2 separate regions of the Homo sapiens genome follow, and region 1 is linked to region 2. The links are chromatin contacts, found by Hi-C or POLR2A ChIA-PET in ENCODE. All regions are on one chromosome and are shown on one strand. Each heading gives the region's core, a stretch centred on a gene start or an enhancer-like site at or near the end of the contact. The rest is flanking DNA. Distances are from core to core; before and after follow the strand shown.

The links. A loop is a pair of places that touch in the nucleus more often than their neighbours do. ChIA-PET counts read pairs that join two places held with the same protein, here RNA polymerase II (POLR2A). Pooled maps may share reads with other maps.
Region 1: a loop to region 2 is called in a pooled map, with 2.2 times the contacts of the local background. The contact joins the enhancer-like site here to the promoter of NUDT14 in region 2. A Hi-C loop is called at or near these places in 2 of 50 pooled maps. POLR2A ChIA-PET finds 5 or more read pairs at or near these places in 5 of 52 experiments (AG04450, Caco-2, H1 and 2 more).

What each region holds. Positions count from the first base shown.
Region 1 is chr14:105,280,952-105,284,025 of GRCh38, reverse strand. The region is part of intron 2 of BRF1 (BRF1 general transcription factor IIIB subunit); the gene reads left to right. Among named protein-coding and RNA genes, the nearest start is that of BRF1, 19 kb to the left of the region's middle. RefSeq lists an enhancer at 458-999. Within about 2 kb of position 1,567, at least 2 of the 41 ENCODE cell types and tissues checked have a DNase peak (open chromatin) inside an H3K27ac peak, as active enhancers do.
Region 2 is chr14:105,179,923-105,182,638 of GRCh38, reverse strand. NUDT14 (nudix hydrolase 14) reads left to right here and starts at 1,327. Exons shown (of 5, transcript NM_177533.5): 1 at 1,327-1,510. The coding sequence starts at 1,430. RefSeq lists a silencer at 1,158-1,627.

The DNA.
Region 1 (3,074 bases), core at 318-2,817, 100 kb before region 2:
TCCGTCCTGTCCTACCCACAGTTTTGTCAGTTTTTTGTTTTGTCTGTTTCAGGGCTTCCTGGCACACACGTTTACAGTTCCTCCAGGTGGGGGCTGGGGCTGCGCTGCCCAGGGGCCCTCCTGACCTCAGGCTGCCTGGGTTGGGGCCCAGCTCTGCCCATTGCTTGTGGTGCCACTAGGCTATCTCCTTTTTTTCTTCTACTGACTTCAAGATTTTCTCCATGTGAAGAGCTTTGTTCTCCACAGAGAATGTAGTCTGTATTTTCCCAAAAACTCGCGGTATCTTTACTAGAGTTGGTCGTGCCTCAGACCTATACAAATTGCAAAGAGTAGTGTCGGTGCAGACGCGTGCATTGCAATAGGATTGGAAACCAACAACAGAGAAAGAGAAATGGCTCATCTTACCTTTTCAAAAGCCTTTTAAATACCTTTGGTTCAAGAAAGAAATGAAAATTGGAACATACATGCTCCCTAATTAGGGGTGAGTGTCAGTGAAGGTTGTGACCTGCAGGCCCAGGAGGCCCCGTGGACCCCACTCACTGTGTGGGGGAAGCTGCGGGGCCCCCACCCCTCTTGAGTCTTACTGGGGATGGGTGGTTCTGGGGGACCCTATGCTGATCTTTGTACCTGGGTTCCCACCTGAGGTTCTGCAGCTGCAGCCTGGGTACCTGCAGCATCAGGGGCCATGCCCTGCTGCCCACTCAGTGAGCTCTCCCACCCGCCTGCCCCGGGCCAGGCACCGCTCCTGCCTGGGTGGGGTGTGGGGCTGAGGGAGGCCATTGGTCCAGCCCCTGTCCTGTTTCCTGCTGACTTTTCGCCGGAGTCGTCCCTTTTGCTGCCAGTCAGGCCCCCTGCTGTGGCAGTGATGTCCTCCTCTGCCTTGGCTGGCTGGGCCCGCCGTACCTCCTTGCTGTCGAGTGTCCTGGGAGCATGTCTGTGAGGCAGATCCTAACGTATTTTTCAAATACTTCTGGAGACACAAGAGGGGATTTTGGCCCATTATAACTGGCACATTTCTGATGCTTTGGGCTCTTCCTGCCTCTTATTTTGTATTTCGTATTTATCTTACCTTTTGTTTGTTTGTTTGTTTTTTGAGATGGAGTCTCGCTCTGTCACCCAGGCTGGAGTGCAGTGGCGCGATCTGGGCTCACTGCAACCTCCGCCTCCTGGGTTCAAGCTACTCTCCTGCCTCAGCCTCCCGAGTAGCTGGAGTTACAAGTGCCCACCATCACGCCCGGCTAATTTTTGTATTTTTAGTAGAGACGTGGTTTTGCCATGTTGGCCAGGCTTATCTCGAACTCCTGACCTCAGGTGATCCACCCGCCTTGGCCTCCCAAAGTGCTTGAATTAGAGGTGTGAGCCACTACACCTGGCTGTATTTATCTTACTTTTAAAAAACCCTTTATTTTGATTGATTGATTTATCATGGGTTATGTTTGTTTAAATTTTGTTTATTCTCCTTTGTTCTCCCCATACCGCCTTGGTTGAAGTTTTCATATCAGCCCTGGTCCCGCTGCAAGCTTGGCCCACGGCCTCCACTCCCGCCCGCCACCCAGCCTGCCAGGTTTGGTGGAAATCTGTGAATGTAGCTTCCGACTGTTACTGTTTTGGTGAAGTCTTGATTGCCTTTCTTAGAAAACTGCAAAGATGGAAATAAACTCACGGGCCACCCTTCCTGCCCGCAGCGACAGTCATGTTCTGCGAGGACTCTGTCTCCTCTGCTTGCCTCCGTGCACCCTGCGAGGTCACAGGCCCCTCCTTTGGTTTGCTGGGGACACGCTGAGACTGTATTTAGAGAAAGGGTCTGGGAGAGAGAAACTCCTGCCCCTTCCCCCTGGGATGGTTGCCAAGGGGTTGAGACAGGCACCCCATGGAATGTGGGGAGCATCTGCTCCGGGTCCACCAGCAAGAGACGTTGAATGCCAGTGTGTTTTGATCTCTGTTTTTAAAATCTCAGGCCTTTTGGGATGATTTCTTTGATGTTCTGAAGCGACGGTTCTGAAATGCCGCTAGGTGGGGCTCTCTTCATTGACCTGATGAGCCTTTCGTTTGGGACGCGTTTCTCAGGGAAATTCTTTTTCTGTTCTCTTGGTCTGTTTTTCCTAGTATAGCACGCATAGTAAAGTGCATGAAATGTGCTGACCTTCCATGAACCACCTGACAAATCCACATGAGTCAGGCCTGCAGCAGCTCAGAAAGCACCTGCTGCCCACTGGCTTCACTTGGTTTTCTGCTTCATACAGTGGGAATCATATAGAAAGGAATTTAAAAAAAAAAAAAAGACTTGTAATTTTTAGAGCATTTTAGGTTCACAGCAAAATGGATCGGCAGAGAGTTCCTGTAGACTCTGAGCACCTCCCACCACACAGCTTCCCCTGACCCCGTCAGTGCCCCCCTCCACTGTGGTGCACGAGCTGCAGTCAGCCGCCCCACATCGACTCATCAGGATCACGCAGGCTCTGTCCACACACCCGGGCTCAGGATCACGCAGGCTCTGTCCACACACCCGGGCTCAGGGTCACGCAGGCTGTATCCGCACACCTGGGCTCAGGGTCACGCAGGCTGTATCCACACACCCGGGCTCAGGATCACACGGCCTCCACCTCACACCTGGGCTCAGGATCACGCAGCCTGTATCCACACACCCGGGCTCAGGGTCACACAGGCTGTATCCGCACACCTGGGCTCAGGATCACGCAGGCTGTATCCACACACCCGGGCTCAGGATCACACAGGCTGTATCCACACACCCGGGCTCAGGGTCACGCAGGCTGTATCCACACACCCGGGCTCAGGATCACGCAGGCTGTATCCACACACCCGGGCTCAGGATCACACGGCCTCCACCTGCACACCTGGGCTCAGGATCACGCAGCCTGTATCCACACACCCGGGCTCAGGGTCACGCAGGCTGTATCCACACACCTGGGCTCAGGGTCACGCAGGCTGTATCCGCACACCTGGGCTCAGGGTCACGCAGGCTGTATCCACACACCTGGGCTCAGGGTCACGCAGGCTGTATCCACACACCCGGGCTCAGGGTCACGCAGGCTCTGTCCACACACCTGGGCTCA
Region 2 (2,716 bases), core at 78-2,577:
GGAATCTGCCGGAGGCCCAGGACTTTCTGACCCACAGGATGCCCCAGGAATGACACCATATGACATCTGAGGCCAGGTCACACAAAGCCTGGCAGCTTGGCCTGGCCTGGTGAACGTGCTCTGGAGGGAGCCAGCTGCCACGGGAGAATCCAACTACCCCGAGACCACCATGCTGCAGGGAAGCCCACGCCAGCCACATGGGAGGCCAGCCGGCCCTAGCTGTTCCAGCCACCCAACTGAGGGCGGGGGCGAAGAGGCCATCCTGGACGGTCCACCCCGTTTGGCCTTCAGACGACTCCAGCCCCAGCTGCCACCTGATTACAACTGCAGAGAGACCCCAAGACAGGGCTGCCTGGCTGAGCTGGGCAACCCACAGGCCAGGCGATAACGGGGTGCTTTAAGGCACTAAGCTTTGGAGGAGTGTTTTGTTACACGGCAATAGTTAACAGGGAACTGGGAGTCGATTTCAAGCTCACATGGCCAGTCCACCCTGAGCATGTCCCCTGGGCCATAGTTCAGAAAGCAGGTGCAGGTCAGGGTTCAGGGCCAGTGTGGGCCTCAATATTGTTTCCTGCCCCCGTGGAGGCCGTGGTGGCATTTGGAGGGGGTCCTTGGAATCCATGCCCAAGGAAGCACTGAAGCTGCCTGGGACCCTCCCACACCCAGGAAGGGCCGTCATCAAGGTAGGACTTGCAGGGGGAGGGAAGGGCAGCTGGCTTTTGAGTGGAGGAGGGACAGCTCCAGAGACAGCGTGGCAGCTCCCAGCCACCCTCGCCACCAGGAACCTCGAGGGGAGGCCCCCTCGGCCCAAGCTCTGGCCCCTCCAGCTCCCTACTCTCCTCTCCCCTAGCTTCCTTCCAGGGCCCTCTCTCTTTGGTCTCCTGTGATTTTCTTCCTGGGCCCACAGTCCCTCCCTCCCTGGGGGGCTGCCCCGCCCCCGGCCCCGCCCGCGGACCCCTGGAGTAACTTAATCTCGGGGTTGTGGTCCATCCCCAGAGTGGGGAGGCATCCGCTCGGCCCATCGCACCCCAAAGCTGCAGGCCCTTAGCTCCAACCACCGCCAGGCCCTCCCTCCCCCAGCCAAGAGGTCCCGAGTCCCACCCAAGCACTGTACCCCGGCCCGGCTGGCCCCGCCCGGCGGCCGGGGTCGACCCGGCCAGTCCTTCCCCCGGGCGACGCCCACGTGCCTGCGCGGCTTCCCTGGCACCGCGGCGACCAGCGCCCCGAGGCGCGCGGCACCCGACAGGTGGCACCTGCGAGCCCCGCCCACCTCGGCCGCCCCGCCCACCTCGGCCGCCCCGCCCCGCGCGCCCACGGAGCATGCTCAGAGCCGCGGTCACGCGCCCGCCCGAAGGCTCCTGTCGGGACAGGGCGCCGCCCCGTGTCGGCCCCCGCAGAGCTCGCGGCCCCCGCCTGTCCGGGCGCCGCCATGGAGCGCATCGAGGGGGCGTCCGTGGGCCGCTGCGCCGCCTCACCCTACCTGCGGCCGCTCACGCTGCATTACCGCCAGGTGAGCCCGCGCCCCCGCGTCCCCCGCGCCCCCGCCGGCGGCCCGGCCCACGACCCGCGCCCCGCCCACCATCTTCCGCGCTGCCGGCCCCGCCCCGGAGCCCCGCCCCCGCCTCCCGCCGATCTCCCGGGCGGCCGCTTGTCCGCCCGCCGGATCGCGGGTTCCCAGACCCAGTGAGCCCCCAGGCCGGGGAGGGGCCGCGGGAGGGACATCTGAGGGGGCACCACTCATCCTTTCAAGGAAGCATTGCTGGGCCCCATCCTTCCCGCCCGCCCAATCCGACCCTCTTGGCAGTGGAACTCCTTGGTTGCCCTGGGGATCAGGGAAGGCTTCCTGGAAGTGGTGGCTTTCATGCTACCACTTGAAGGAGGAGATAGCTGGGCCGAGGAGGAGGGAGCAAGGAGCGCAGAGGCCGGGCGCAGGGAGGTAGGAGAAGGAGCTGAGTGAGAACTTGAGAGAGCCTCTCAAAGCAGGCTTCCTCCTTGGGGTTTTTTCCAGGGAGGGCACCTCCTTGGAGTCTCCATCTGCCTAAGCTCAGCCTTCCCCACCTCCTAGGGTGTCACCTTCTCCCATGCCAGGCCACGGCACAAGAGGCTGTATTGCCTCACTTAGCACCAGGCACATGGTAGGTTCACAAGGAATATTTTGTTTTGTTTTGTTTTTGAGACAGGGTCTTGCTGTCGCCCAGGCTGGAGTGCAGTGGCATGGTCACAGCTCACTGCAGCCTCAACCTCCTGGGCTCAAGCGATCCTCCTGCCTCAGCCCCCGCCCCAGTAGCTGGGACCACAGGTGCACACCACCACACCTGGCTAATGTTTAAATTTTTTTGTAGAGACGACGTCTCACTGTTGCCCAGGCTGGTCTTGAACTTCTGGCCTCAACCGATCCTCCTGCCTTGGCTTCCCAAAGCATGGGGATTACAGGCATGAGGCATATGTGTTGGGTGAAGGAGCTGCTGCCATCCTTTTCCCACATCCAGTGGATCACTGAGTCCCGGGCCGTCTTCCTCCAAGCCCAGCCCTGTCCAGTTAGGGCCCCACCTTTTGCTTGCATGCCCACCTGCCCCCAGCAGATCTCCCCTCTGCCAGAGCTCCTTCATGCCATTAAGGCAAAGACCACCTTCCTGGTCACAGTCAGTCCAGCCCCCCAGCCTATCAGGTCAGGTGGTCCAGGTCGCAGTGCCTCTCTGCCTGCCTGCCTCCCTCC